Linked DNA regions of Homo sapiens: region 1 is linked to region 2. The links are chromatin contacts, found by Hi-C or POLR2A ChIA-PET in ENCODE. All regions are on one chromosome and are shown on one strand. Each heading gives the region's core, a stretch centred on a gene start or an enhancer-like site at or near the end of the contact. The rest is flanking DNA. Distances are from core to core; before and after follow the strand shown. Region 1 holds the start of UBASH3A (ubiquitin associated and SH3 domain containing A). Region 2 holds the start of ZBTB21 (zinc finger and BTB domain containing 21).

Evidence for each region. Hi-C counts contacts between places; a loop is a spot of excess contacts on that map. ChIA-PET counts read pairs that join two places held with the same protein, here RNA polymerase II (POLR2A). Pooled maps may share reads with other maps.
Region 1: a map of naive thymus-derived CD4-positive, alpha-beta T cell shows a loop between it and region 2 (2.4-fold over the local background). The contact joins the promoter of UBASH3A here to the promoter of ZBTB21 in region 2. A Hi-C loop is called at or near these places in 1 of 168 maps with a recorded cell type or tissue (naive thymus-derived CD4-positive, alpha-beta T cell), 1 of 37 single-sample maps with no recorded cell type and 10 of 50 pooled maps. POLR2A ChIA-PET finds 5 or more read pairs at or near these places in 2 of 52 experiments (CD4-positive, alpha-beta T cell and activated naive CD4-positive, alpha-beta T cell).

The regions. Positions count from the first base shown.
Region 1 is chr21:42,401,797-42,409,202 of GRCh38, forward strand. UBASH3A (ubiquitin associated and SH3 domain containing A) reads left to right here and starts at 2,106. Exons shown (of 15, transcript NM_018961.4): 1 at 2,106-2,262; 2 at 4,512-4,565. The coding sequence starts at 2,150.
Region 2 is chr21:42,009,110-42,016,224 of GRCh38, forward strand. It overlaps ZBTB21 (zinc finger and BTB domain containing 21), which reads right to left and starts at 1,251. Exons shown (of 3, transcript NM_001098402.2): 1 at 1,143-1,251. It overlaps ZNF295-AS1 (ZNF295 antisense RNA 1), which reads left to right and starts at 85. Exons shown (of 2, transcript NR_119384.1): 1 at 85-475. RefSeq lists silencers at 424-533, 574-883, 1,324-2,063.

The sequences.
Region 1 (7,406 bases), core at 856-3,355, 390 kb after region 2:
AGAAAAAACTAATCCATATACAGTCACTTGATTTACAATAAGCCTCCTACTGCAATTCACTGGGCAAAGGATAGCCCTTTCAATGCGGAAGTAGATGAAAGTTTACCCCTACCTCACACCATACACAGAATGAATTCAAATGGATCATAGAGCTAAATATGAAGAGCAAAAGTAGCAAAACTTCTAGAACAAAACATAGATGATCTTCATCGATGTTGGATTAACAACAATCTCTTGAACAGGATGCAGAAAACTCTAACCAGAGTTCCCACAAATTGATAAGAAAAGCAAACACCCTAGTGAAAAAAAAAAAAGAGCAGAATATCTGAACAGGAACTTCCCCAGAGAGGATATTCAAATGGGCAATAAGCCTGTGAAATGGTGCCCAATATCATTATCCCTCAGGGAAATACAAATGGGAACCACAGGGAGATACAACTACACACCACCCCCACCACAGAGTGGCTAAAATTAGGGACTGATAATATTAAGTGTGCATGAGGATATAGAGCTTTGTACAACTGCTTGGCAGTTCCTAATGGAGTTTCACGTGCTCTGTGATCCAACAACCCCACTCCTAGATGCACACCTAACAGAAATGCATGCACAAGGCACTCAAAGACACATACAAGAACGTCCTCAGCAACATTAGTTACAATAGCAAAACAACCGAAAACTTCCTGAATGCATATCAACAGAGAAATGGATAAATGAATTATGTTATATTTATTTTATTTATTTATTTTTGAGCTGGAGTCTCACTCTGTCCCAGGCTGGAGTGCAGTGATGCAATCTTTGCTCACTGTAACCTCCACCTCCTGGGTTCAAATGATTCTCCTGCTTCACCCTCCTGAGTAGCTGGGATTACAGGCATGCACCACCATGCCCAACTAATTTTTGTATTTTTTAGTAGAGACAGGGTTTCAACATGTTGGCCAGGCTGGTCTCGAACTCCTGACCTCAGGTGATCCACCCCCCCCTTGGCCTCCCAAAGTCCCAAAGTGCTGGGATTACAGGCGTGAGCCACCACGCCTGGCTGGTATATTTATTAATCAAATACTACACAGCAATAACAGTGAACTAACTGTGGCTACAAGCAATAATGTGGATAAATTTTACAGGCATAATTTGAGGAAAAAGAAATGAGATATGATAGAGAATATGCTATATGGTTCTATTTACATAAGGCTCAACCACAGGCACAATTCATATACAAGTGATACAGCAGTTTACTTTCTGGGGGAGGGAGGAGATAACTGGAGGAGGCTGAGCTGGGGGCAGAGGTGCATCTGAGGTTCTGAGAATGTTCCAGAGCAGGCTATCTCCACCTTGGCACTAGTGAAATTTTGTTGGGGAGACTGTCCTGGGCACTGTGACATTCCCGGCCTCTACCCACTAGTGCCGGTACCACGATGTCCACCCCACCCACCACCACCCCCGCCTCATTTTGGAAACAAAAATGTCTCCAGACATTTCCAAATGTCCCCTTGGGTGGAGGAGGTACAAAATTCCCCTGGTTGCCCTGTTTGATTTTGGGTCGTGGGGGAATTAGGGGTGTGGGCTCATTTATGGAAATTCCTTGAGCTATACACATATGATTCATCAACTTTTCTGTACACATATAAAGCTTTTAAAGTTTTTAAAATAAAAAAACAAGTCAATGAATGACTGAAAGAACCAGTAAGTTTTCCAGCAATCCGAGACAATAGATAGAGTGGGGTTTAATGTCTTGTTCACAGACAAGGAGACTGGGATCCAGGGTGGGTCAGGGCAGGGGGCCAGCAGGATCCAGGAGGGAACTCATTCCCTGACTTCTCCTCCGCTTCCTTCCCCCATGCTCTCACGCATTCTTGCTCCCGAATACTAGCCAAGTCCCTACAGAGGCTGATCCCGTGCAGGGGCTCGGTTGGACCTTTAGCCTCAAACTCCCGTGGTGGAAACAGTTAGGATTGGTGGACGCTGCACCCAGCATCCTGCAAACAGAATTCTGAAAACTGATATCTCATGCAAACAGGATATCAACTTTTGTCAGAAAGATCAAAAAGAGCTTGAGGTTTTTCTTCACAGCCTCAGCCTTGCCTCTCCCCCTCTTGCTTTATCTCCTCATTTCTGTGTGCAGGCGAGCTTCTTGGCCTAAGGGCAGGAAGAGATGGCAGCGGGGGAGACGCAGCTCTACGCCAAGGTCTCCAACAAGCTCAAGAGCCGCAGCAGCCCCTCGCTCCTGGAGCCCCTCCTGGCCATGGGCTTCCCGGTGCACACCGCGTGAGTACTGCCCAGAGACCCCGGGGCCCAGCCAGTAAGGCTGGTGCCAGACCCTGCTGCGGCCCCCGGCATGGAGCTGCAGGGGTGTAGGGTACGGCTTCCTGCCAAAGCAGTGCACCTTGCAGGGTAAGACACTGCCTCTTCACAGGGCCCTCTTCTGCTTCTCGTAAATGAGGTGATCTTGACCAAGCTTGTCCAACCCACATGAGGCCCAGGACAGCTTTGGGCTTAAGCCATCATCCCACCTCAGCCTCCTAAGGCTGCCCTGTTCAATTTGTGTTGGCTGCCCAACACAAATTGGTAAACTTTCTTAAAATATTATGAGATTTTTTTTTTAGCTCATTAGCTATTATTAGTGTTAGCGTATTTTATGTGTGGCCCAGGGAGGCACAAGAATACCCCTGATATTCTTGACCTTTTAAAGACCAGCTCGGCTGGCTGACTGGGGGACCCTGAAATTTGTGAAAATCAGAAGCCATGTATTACTCTGGGTGCCCCATTTTGGGGGTTTGGAGGAGATTGGGGCCTGGTTGTAATCTCTTTGTGTGCAGCTCAGTGACTCTGAAAGTGGCGTTTCAAGATATTCAAACTCTAACGTGAAAGGCCCCAAAGCCCGCTGAGTCTCTAACACTGGGACCAACTGTCAGCAGGGCTGTGCTTCCACGCTGCCCGGGGAAAGTCACTTGTCCTCAGAGACAATCCCTTGAGTGTCTGATAACGAAACAAATGGGTAGGAAACTTCAGACACAGTGTGAGCGCGACCCTGCTTACCCAAGGGAAAGGCCTGCATGTGGAAGAGCTTAGCCTTCAGAGTTACCACTCTCGGAGAGGGAGGCCACGACACCAACATTGGGTTACAGCTTTCATGGCAAACCAGTGCCTTAAATCTGACCCATTCATTTTTTCACATGGAAAAATGTATCAGAAACACACTTTAAATCTGACCCATTCATTTTTTCACATGGAAAAATGTATCAGAAACACACTTTAGGTAACTTTGGGTTGGGGAAGGAGCTAAACTTTCCTTCCACACTATAACAAAAGCTTGGCCAAATTGGGTGAAGTAACTCTGAAGCTAGACAAACCCATTTCTTCTCCCCAAATCAGGGCTTTGTCGTCACTGTTATGTTCAAGCTAAGCCAGGGGCCTTTGAATGGGGAGTGGGGTCAGGCATGTGCAGGGCGGCCACCGGGCACCGTCCAGGCATTACAGACAAGGCAGCTTTTGTCCACTGCTCACCACCCAGTGCAGGCAGGACACTGGGCCCAGAGAGTGCATTAGTGGCGGAGGTGGAACCCGAACCAGCTTTCCATGCCTTTGAAGGAGTCCACGCTGGATTTTACTACTAAACGTATAGCATGGACTTCTACTCAAAATTCCTTCCAGTTTAAACATTAAGCACATGTTGGAGGAAGAGAAATGTGTGTTAATTTCCCCACACCAGAGCACCTCATAGTAAGTGCCCTGCACCAAGGCTGCCTTGTTCAAACCTCTCCAGGTGGCCACAGCCCCATCGGTGCCCACCCAAATAGCAGCATTCGGCATCATGTGGTGGGTTCCTCATGGACGCCCGCTGTTTCCAGTCTGCATTCCTGATAAATTACCTTTGCTATATTCCATTCTGTTTCATTTGGTCCAGTTCTGCCCAATTCAATGCAATGTACTTACGTCCCGGGTTACCGTGATGAATAAGACTCAGTCCTGTGTTCAGGGAGTTCTTGGTCTAGCAGGGGAGAGCCGTGGGTGCAAGGGGACTGTGTAAGCCGTAACAAGTGCCTGCCTGGGTGCTTTGGAAAGGGCTGTTTCCCAGCAGAGAGGTGTGGGAGGCGAGCCTGGGGATCAGGGTCGCTGATGCTGGGGTGAGGAAAGCGTGTGTCCGAGCCAGGGGCACGTTCCGCAGGGTGGGTCCATTTGATCTAGGCAGTGGGGGGGGGGGGGGCAGGCCAGGGAGAGGGATTGCAGGAGCGGGCGGAGGTCAGGTCCTCAGCCCTGAGACCCCGTGCCAAGGGCTGAAGCGGGTAGCCAGGGAAGGACAGTGAGGGGGAGGTGTGAGCTGGTCAGCATTGTCCAAAACCACGATGGCAGCACTCAGGGGACAGGCGCTAGAACTTCCAGCTGGAAGTTCAGCATCAGGCCCTCTTCAGAGCACCCCCCAAAGATCCTGGGTGTGCAAGGCCACACCCTGCCTCTCTGACCCTTTTCCCAAGAATGGGCGACGTGACTTTGTGTCTGTGTCTGCTCTTCTGCAGGCTGAAAGCGTTGGCAGCCACGGGGAGGAAGACGGCGGAGGAGGCCTTGGCCTGGTGAGTGCAGCTGCTTCTGTAGACCCAGGGGCGTTTGGGCTGAATTCCCTGTGCCTAAGGACTCCCTCCCACCAGGGCTGATACCAGGAAGAGCCGGGCGCCTCTGGGTGGGATGGGGCCACTGCGGAAGTGAAACAAAATAACCTCCCTGCCTACCCATAGTGCACTGAGGGAGGGGCACAGGGCTTTGGTTAACCATGGAAAGAGAAAGAGAGAACTCTGAACAAGGCTTTCTTCACTTACAAACCTGATTCAATCCAATTTGACTGCCAAGAAGAACAGGTTCATGTGCTTTGTTGAGTAAATGGGGAAGACATGATTGTTGTGTTGTGATAAGCACGTAAATGAGGGTAATTGTTAGAATAAAGTAATTAGGTTAAAAATGGTAACATTTGGGTTTATATTAGTACTGCTAATATTCAGCCTATTTCAGTAATTGAAGAGCAGGCTGGGATTTTGCATACTTGTGTTTGATTATGTCCTCCTCAACTGCCTACTACGATGGATAAGATTGAGATAGATAGGAGGATGTTTGTGTTTATTGATGGAAAGATTTGAGACATAATTGACATCTTTGCTGATAGAGACTAGCGGCCACCATGCTCTCGGGCTGCCTCTGAGGGGAAGGGAGTTTACTGGTGGTCATGAAGCCAGGTGTGTGGGTCTAAGGGTGCCAGGTGTGTGGGTCGGGTGAGGGCTCTGATTTGAGGTGACCTCACCAGGTACCAGCTGCGTGAGTGATTCTTCAAGCCACCCACTGCCATGGGCCTGTTCTCTGCTCTGGGGATGGAGAGGAGGGCCACCGTTTCTCTAAAACCCTCTCCTACCCGGATGTGCTGTGGGGAGTCCTTCATCCTCTGCCCTGAGATAGCCACGGGGAAAATCAAACAATAAAAACCAGGTCCTGGGAGGCTGGAGTGTCCTCTCCAAAGCAGGAGGGCAGATACTGATCCTGGGTCTCTGAACGTGCAGTGTTCCCAATGGGATGCCCCCTCCTCCTCCAGAAAGTGTAGGCCACGGGCAAAATGGGCAACCCCTTCACAGAGTCCACTAAAGCCAGTTGCCAATTTTGGATCAGAAACAAGCCCACTGCTGTGAAGGGCATGGCCAGCACCTGCCCACTGCAACCCAGTCAATAAGACTAGGAACCCCACCAAAAAATAGGGAGGCAATGGGGTCCCCTAGACTGTCAAGAGCACCCCAACCTCTCACTAGTAACCAGGGAGGTGGTGCAAATTAAGATATCATTAGAGCAAACAAGGTAACTCCAAGTGTTGATGAGGGTGAGGGAAGCAGGGCCTCACACGTCACTGGTGTCACTGAGGAAGGCAGTGCTGGGTATCTGCCAACCTTGGCAATATGCACAGCCCACCAGCCTCCGTCGTGCGTCTAAGCAGATTCCCTGGAGAAATGCAAGGAGCCTAAAGAGACATGTACAAAGATCTTGATTGCAGGGTTATGAAATGGTTTTAAAATAAAATAATTTAGATGTTCATCAATGCGGGAATGAACAAGTGCAACATTGTATATGTATACATGAACTATTACACAGCCTTTAACAAATTCGCGCTGACAAACTTCACTAGACACGTGTGTATCAACAGGGATTAATTGAAAAGACATGGTAGAGGAAAAATGCCAGTTGTAGAATAATTTGAATAACAGCTTATGATTTATGTAAAACAAGTGCTATCTATAAGTCCGTTACTTAAATTTCTGGGAGAAGGCAAAGCAGCTTCACCCTCTGGGTGAACCCTGGAAAGGGGGAGGGTGGGAACCACGATGGAGAGGAGTGGCAACTTCTTCTGTGATTTTTATTGAAGAGAATATGGTCTTGCGTAAGTTCTGTTTCCTCTAGTGATTGAATACTACTTTCTAAATTGAAAATTATATCACAGGCACTTTGCTGAGTAATTAGAAATTCTTCCAAACCATGATTTCTAATGAATGCACGGTAAATAGATTTGCTATCAGTTATGGAGTTTTTCTTCTTTCTTCTAAATAACCCTAAATAACCTTCTAACTTTCTTCTAAATAGCCCTAAATAGATGGTTCATGTGCAAAGTTTTGCCTATACAGTACTTTGTGCTCTTTCCTCGGGAGAAATTTCTGGAAGTAGAATTATTAATGCAAAGAGTGTGGGCATTTTAAGACTCTCAATACCTATTGGCAAATTGCTTCACATAAAAGTTGAAAGGTCTGTCCTTAAGTCCTGCTGCATCTTTTACACATTGAGCAGAACTTTTATCCTTTTTATTGAAAAAATCTTTGTGAACTTGACAGATGAGAAAAATGCCGTCTCGGAGCTATTTTATTTCCATTTTTATTGTTAGTGACAATGAACTCCTATGTTGGGTCATCCGTCGTTTTTCCTTTAATTTAAAATAACTGTCTGCCTGAAATCCCAGCCAGTCAGGAGGCTGAGGCAGGAAAATTGCTTGAACCGGAGAGGTGGAGGTTGCAGTGAGCTGAGATTGTGCCACTGCACTCCAGCCTGGGTGACAGAGAAAGACTCCATCTCAAAAATAAAATAAAATAAAATAAAATAAAATAAAATAAAATAAAATAAAATAAAATAAAATAAAATAAAAACTGTCTGAATCTAAAGAAACGCAGCAGCTACCTAAATTTTGTCTAGGTTTTTGGTTTTGGTTTTTATATGTAATTTGAAGTTTGAGGTAAAATACAAATGTGAGGTTTTTCCACAAAATTTTCCCACACCATCAAGGAGATGCTGGGCCCACGGATCATTGGAAGACCAGGTTTTAGGTCTTGCTGTCAACTTTCTTTCATTTTTTCTACCTTTGACTTTGGAATCAGACTAAGGTGGGTCTGAGAGCA
Region 2 (7,115 bases), core at 1-2,500:
CAGGGCTGTGAGCGCTTGCACGAAAGGAAAAACCCCAGGCCGTGTGAAGTCTAACTTTCCCCGTCCTCTCGGTCAGGCAATCCCACCGGGGCACCTGTCTAAAAACACCCCGCCTCCGAACGCGCGCTCTTGCGGAATTCTCCCGAACCGCAGAGCCCTCGTGGCTGGGACCGCATAGCAACCGGGGGCAGAGTGCGAGCCCCCAGCGGTGTGCTGGGATGGAAAAGCAGGAGCCGCTGAGGATGGACTACGGGGCGTGTTCCCGAAAAGCCGGGAAGAGATGTGGCGGGGCTGCCGCGGGCGTCTCTAAGGCCGGCACGGGTGGCGTCTTGACTCCCTGCCCCTCCAGCCGCGGACCTCGGACGGGGGGAAGGGGGCTCCTCCAAGCGGGGAGACGGTCGCCGGCCGAGCAGCAGGGCTCCTGGCCGGCGGAGGGTGCTATGCTCTGCGGGACCGCCGGGAAGTCCCAGACAAGGTCTGCGGGGGCTCTGGAGGAAAAAAAACGCGCTGTGAGGTCCAGGCGTCCGCGGGAGGGGCCGGGGGCGGGGAGGGAGCGTCCAGCGGGCACCGAGCGGTCACGCTCCGGCCACCGGGCCGAGGACGGGGCGGCGGGGCTAGGTCCCGGACCGTGAAGGGAGCGGCGGGTCGCGGCAGGTGCGGGGTCCCCAAGGCCGCCGGCCAGCTTCCGCGCACACCCCGCGGCCCGGGCCGCCGGCCCCCAACCCCTGCCCGGAACAGGAGAACGCGCCCTTCTCCACGAGGCGTTTCAACCGCTCCGCGCGAGGGGCGCGCGCCTGGGCCAGGCGTGTCCCCTACCCCAGGGGCAGCTCGGCCAGGGTGAAGAGTGAAGCCCGTGAGGGAATGGAGCATGCGCATTCGCGAGGGCGAGGCCAAGTGCTGGCAGGGAGCGTGCGCAGTGTGAAGGTACAATCGGCTACGTGGGAACCCGGGACATGCTCGGTGAGCGCCCAGGTCCCGCGCACGCGCAGAAGCGCTCGGAGCCCGCAACCCGCTGGTGGAGAAAAAAGAGGAGAGAAATCACCTCAGAGTTACGTCAGGAAAGGCCGCGTTTTGCGGGGAGGCTGTAGCCTCCCAAGGAGCCCCGCAGTTCTCCTAGAGCTAGGGGCGTGACAGTTACTCACCGGTCTTCAGTCTCGAGGCAGACGCCGGGCCCCTTTCCGCTCACACTCGGCTCGCGCGCGCCGCAGCCGCCGCTGCCGCTGTGATTCCATCCATCTTGAATTTGACGTCATCCCACACCAGGGATGAGGTCATCGCAGGCATCGCTCGTCACGTGCGCGGCACTCTGATTGGGCGCCGGGCGCCGGAGGGCGGGGCGGGGGGGGGGCCTCGCGGCGCAGGGGGACGGGGGAGGGCGGGCCTGCCCGGAGCCGCGCGCCGAACGGACGCTGCCGCGCTGCAAGCCCGCGCTCTCGGTCCATGAGGGGAGCCTGCGGCGGCCGTTAGGGGAGGCGGCCGGGCTGGGGGCCACGGCGAGGAGGCTGAGCGCCCCGGCCGGGTGGAGTCCGTCGCGGCGAGGAGCGCGCCGATTCTCAGGGGACTTTGCCGCCTGCCGGAGGCGCCCTTGCTGCGGGGTCGCCCCGGGTCATTCGGCCGCGGTCCTGCCCAGCTGGGCCGCCAGTAGTCCCCGCTTCCGGCGCGGCGGGATGCGTGGCGCGAGCGCTTAGTCCCTCGGAGGGGAGGACGCGCTCCCGTTCACCGGTGGACGGCGGGCGACTCCCCGAGCCGACGACCCCGACAGCGACGGGAGCGACGCGCGGCTTTCTGACGGGCGCGGGCGGCGAGCGGGGCCCTGCGGTCCTCGGGTCGGCGGCAGACGCTCCCGGCCCGCGAGGAAAGCCCGCGGGAGGCGGCTCCTGCCGCTCGCTAGTCGCTCAGAGCGCTTCCATTTCCTCCTCCCGACGCAACCTGGCCACCTGGCCCCTGGGCGGGGACCCGGCGGCCGCGGCCAGGGCGTCCGGGCTCGTTCGCCGCGCAGATGGGGGTCGGTCCTGACCCCCGCCGGGGCGTCCACAGCGGCCCGCAGGCAGCCGGAGACTTCGCATAGTGCCCGGCTCATCGGAGGGCTGTGATCTTTTTTTTTTTTGCAGAAATATTACAACTCCACTGATGAGAAAACTCACTTCGCTTTCAGTCAAAACCAGAAATTAGATAACAGAAATGCCACACTGTCAACACCGACCGGGAGGAAAGCCTCGCTGGCGGAGACCGCTCAAGGGAGCCCTCCGCGCGTTCTCCCAGCCCGGGTCGCAGGTGGAGGGGGAGTGCCTCCTGCAGGGACGGTTCTCCCGCAGACACTCAAACTCCGGGATGTAAAACCCCTGTTAATAATTGTCAGGGGTCTGTTAATTGCCAAATACAGTTTTTGAAAGTTGTATGCACTAGGTAAAATAATTTATGTAATGTTTGGAAGTATGTGAAAGACAGACATTAGATTGATACAAATTAAAAATTTGTTGCCAAATTAACAGCTCTGTTGTAGATTATTAGTTTGACTAATTTTAAGAGGACTCTTAGTCTTACATAAAGAATCTTGCACCTAAAAATTTTCTCCTACAACTTTAAAACACTTTAAATTTTTTTTTTTTTTTCCTGAGATGGAGTCTCTGTCAGTCCCAGGCTGGAGTGCAGTGGCATGATCTCAGCTCACTGCAGCCTCCACTCCCTGGCTCAAGCCATCCTCCCGTCTCAGCCTCGGCAGTAGCTGGGACTATAGGTGCATCCGTCACACCTAGCTGATTTTTGTATTTTTGGTAGAGATGGAGTTTCACCATGTTGCTCAGGCTGGTTTCAAACTCCTGGTCTGAAGCAATCCACCCGCCTCAGCCTCCCAATGTGCTTGGATAACAGGTGTGAGCCACCATGCCCAGCCTAAAGAGTGTCTGTATTTTGAACTGTATGGTGGAAAAGCACAAAGTGACTGTTCTGAAGGTAGAAGGCAACAGTGATTATAAGTCTTAAAAGAACCTTGAGTTTTAGGTTCCCCTGTGATTAGGCTGGGGGAGTGTGTGCTGTTATCCTAGTTTTATAGGTGAGAAAACTAGTACTGGCTTTACCGCATGCTGGAAGCAGCCTCCCTTGAGCGATCCCTTTCTAGCCACCTGCTTAGCTGTTTTTTTGTTTTGTTTTGTTTTTTGTTTTTTCAACCTTCCTCAGGACGATACACATTGGTGTCTCTGCTTTGAGCTATATGATCAGGCTTTTGGCCTCACCATTTCACTGGAATTGACCTGACTGCCAAATCTGGCAGAAACCGTTGCATCTTTCAGTTGCTCTCTTTGATTTGTGACACGCTTCCAATTGCTTCAGCAGTGATTGCTTCAGTTACGCCTCATTCCCTGGATTTCCCACCTCTTGGCTGACTGCTCCTCCTGGGCCGGCTGTGTTGGCCCTTCTGCCCCTGCCCATGCTCGCACTGGGTTTCTTGGCACACACACCCTATGCAGTCTCATCCATGCTTGGAACATATGCCCAGTTGCTGGAGCCAGGAATGTGGGCACCATGGTGGGCTCCTCCCTCACTTCCAGTATTGGGTCTATCCCCAAGTCCTGTCCGTCCGACCTCCTCAGTGTTTCTCTGGTAACGTAACCGCTTAACTGCTCTCCCAGCCTCCAGGTTTCCTCCTTTAATCCACTCTCACATTACAGCCAAAGCGATTTTTCTAAACAGCAAAAGGGATCATGCCACTCCCTTGCATAGGGTTTAATGGCTCTCCATTGCCTAGGTGAGAGTTCAAACCACAACGCACAAGTGCCTGAGGACTTGGCCCAGCCTCTCCCATCTTTCCCCCACCTCCACTCTGACATGCAGGCCTCTAAACTAGTCTTGCTCTGTCTCTTGCCTCTGGGCTTCTGGGCTTCAAGTGTGTTGTCCCTTCTGCCTGAGCTATTGCCCCCACCACTACCACCCTGTTTTAATGGGATAATTTCATCTTGATTGGTGTTTCTTCCTCCAGGATTCCACCACCTCCCCACCCCACCTGACTGGCATCTTCTCAGCTGTATCTAGGGTTGGTGCTCCCTCCTCTGTGCTCCCATAACACCTGGTGCAGGTTTTGTTGACACCACTTGTGTAGGTGATGTTGGATTTGCCAGCCAGCACCCTCTCATCCGCCCTGCAGGTTTCTTGTTTGCCTCTGCCTGCCCAATGCCTGACTTTCAGTCTAAATTCCTTACCTCTTTCAGCTTCTGGTGGCTGCCAGCATTTCTGAGCTTGTGGCTGTATCACTCCAATCTCTGCCTGTGTGTTCACATGGCCTTCTTCTGTCTGTCAAATCTCCCTCTACTTCTTAGTGTTAGCCGTACACTGAAGCACCCCAAACAGGATCTCTCACACCATAGACACATATGTTCTTTTATACAAAATGCACATTGTTTATGCAGCCACCTCATTAGACACCCTGCGGACAACCCACAGCTGTGCACACAGCAAGCTCACAGCTGGACTTCCTATCGACATTCTATCTGCCCTTGAACCATTTTTTCCATCCTTGACTGTGTCCTACTTAATTAAAGATGCTGCTGTCTGCCTTGCTACCCAAGCCAGAAACTTGACGGTTATTTCTCAATGTCTGCATTCAACTGTCACTAAGTCCTATCAATCTACCTCTTAAATGCCACTTAAACCTGTCCTTACCAGCCTTATTTCAGCTGTTTCTGGCCTGCAGCAGCTCTGTCCAATCTGTAGCCATTGCAACCAAGTTCCTGCCTCAGTTTTGCTTCCTTCCCTTCCCAGCCTAGTGCGTTTTCAATCAAATTTATCTTTCCAAATGCAACTCGGGTTAACTTGCATTGGTGCTGTATACCCACCCACCCTCCCATGTGGCTTGCAGATGCCTGCGGCCTCATAGCTGGGCATGGCCTGTCCAGTGCTGCCAAGGTGGCTTTGCTTTCTGCTTGCCTCGCCTTTGCCAACCCCTCTAGCCATGTAGTCTGGCATAGGCACTTCCTGGGATGGCCTTTTCCTATTCAATCTGCAGGCAAATCCAATTTCAAGTGTCAGACCGAGGCTGCCTCCCTCTGCGCTTCAGTGATTCCACTATACCATCTATTTCACCTATTCCCATCTGCTCAAAGGCCGGTTTCTCCACTAGTTTGCATGCCCCTTGGCACAGAGACCATGTCTGTTAACTTGTGTATGCCCGGAGCTTTGGACCTGTTGCTAGGGCTGTGTCCTGGGCCATCTGTTCCCGATGGCTAGAGTTTTCTCTCTGAAACTGTTACAGTGGTAGCCGATTCTCCAGTGTTCATGCTGTTAAGTTGGTTTGCATTTCTTATAACAAAAAAAAACACAGCCCTTTTATAATTTGGGGGAGGGAAGTCTCTATGGGGTTTAACATATCTGCTTCTTCATATTTGGAAGCGGGAAGTTTTAATCAGCTGTGATTCTCTTAACCATCATTTCATTGGAATGGGTACCTGGCTGTCCAGATTTGCCCAATCTATGGGTTGGGTGGTTATCTCTTTAAAAAATTCATTAGTTTCCTGTGGCTGCTGTAATAGCTTTCTACAAACTTGGTGGGTTAAAACAATAGAAACTTACTCTTTTACAGTTCTGGAGGCCAGAAGTCCGAAATTGGTCTTATGGGATGGAAATTCAGGTGTGAGCAAGGCCACACTTCCCTTGGAGGATATAGAGAAAGTGCCTTGCTTTCAGCCTCTGGTGGCTGCCAGCATTCCTGGGCTTGTGGCTGCATCACTCTGATCTCTGCTTCTGTGTTCACATGACCTCTTTTCTGTCTGTCAAATCTCCCTCTACCTGTTTCTTTCTTTGTTTTGTTTTGTTTTGTTTTGTTTTTGTTTTAGACACCTGGTCTTGCTCTGTTGCCTAGGCTGGAGTATAGTGGTGCACTTATAGTTCATGTAACCTTGAACTTCTGGGCTCAAGTGATCCTCCAGCCTCAGCCTCCCAAGTAGCTAGGCCTATGGGTGTGCACCACCACACCTGGCCTTCTCTGCCTCTTTCATAAAGGGACACTTGGGAAGGCATTTAGGGCCTACCAGGAGAATCCAGCATGATCTCCCCATCTCAAGATCTTTTCATTTAATTACATCTGCAAGACCCTTTTTTCATATAAGGTAACATTGGAGGTTTCAGAGATCAGGACTTGATATCTTTAAGGGTCATTAGTCAGCCTACTGCAGATAAGAACAGTATTCCTGTGTAGCGGCATGGGAAGGCCTTTGAAAAGTATGTGAAACAGAAAAAGAAAAAAGAGAAGAGAATGGGAAGTGGGGAAAGTGAGGAAGGTAGTAACACTTTGGGTTGCTGTGTAAATGGTTTCCAACAACCACCTTCACAGTGAATATCACTCCGCGTGCTCAGAACTGGAGTGCCCCGGGCCATAGTGCCTCTTCAGCATGGTTGAAGTTGGGTGGGATTAAGTGTTGATCACACTGGGTTCTCATAATTGAGAAGCCCTATCTGTAAACATTATCATAAACAAAAAGTGGTACTAAGCTTAAGGACCTCCCAGCCAGAAGCATTAGTGCTGGTTTTCTCCAAAGGCCGTAATTGCCTCTTCCTCTCTCTTCTCGCCACCCCATCCTTGTTCTTGAAGAGCAGATGCCTGGAGGATATCCTTCCAGTTCAGCATACAAACGCCACCAATAATACTTGGATGGCATTAGATCCACACCAGTTTCTAAGAAACCCTTTTGTCTTAAGATTGGGAGAGGACTGTGTGTGTGTGTGTGTAATAACAGTAGTAATTCTATTTGATTATAAACTTTGTATGAATTAAGAAAATTCTTATGTGCTATTCCTTAAGTTGCTATCATGAAAGGTAAGGAAGACCGTTGCATTCAGATCTGCACCATGGGCATCCTTTGGTTAAAAAAAAGATGGATTCCACATCCCCAAAGCTGTGAAGTGGGGTGAAGAGTGACTGCTTCTGTTGTTACAATTATCTGCTACATGTCCTCAACTGTGATCCCATCTGCACCGTGATCCTGCTTTTTAGGAATAATTCCCATTTTACACACCAGGAAAGGGGGCTACCCCTTTCTACCCTCAAGGACTGTAAAGGTGACTACCAGATGATCTCTAACCTCAAGGAAATGGCACCAGCTCTGTCTCCTGGAAATAGACACAAA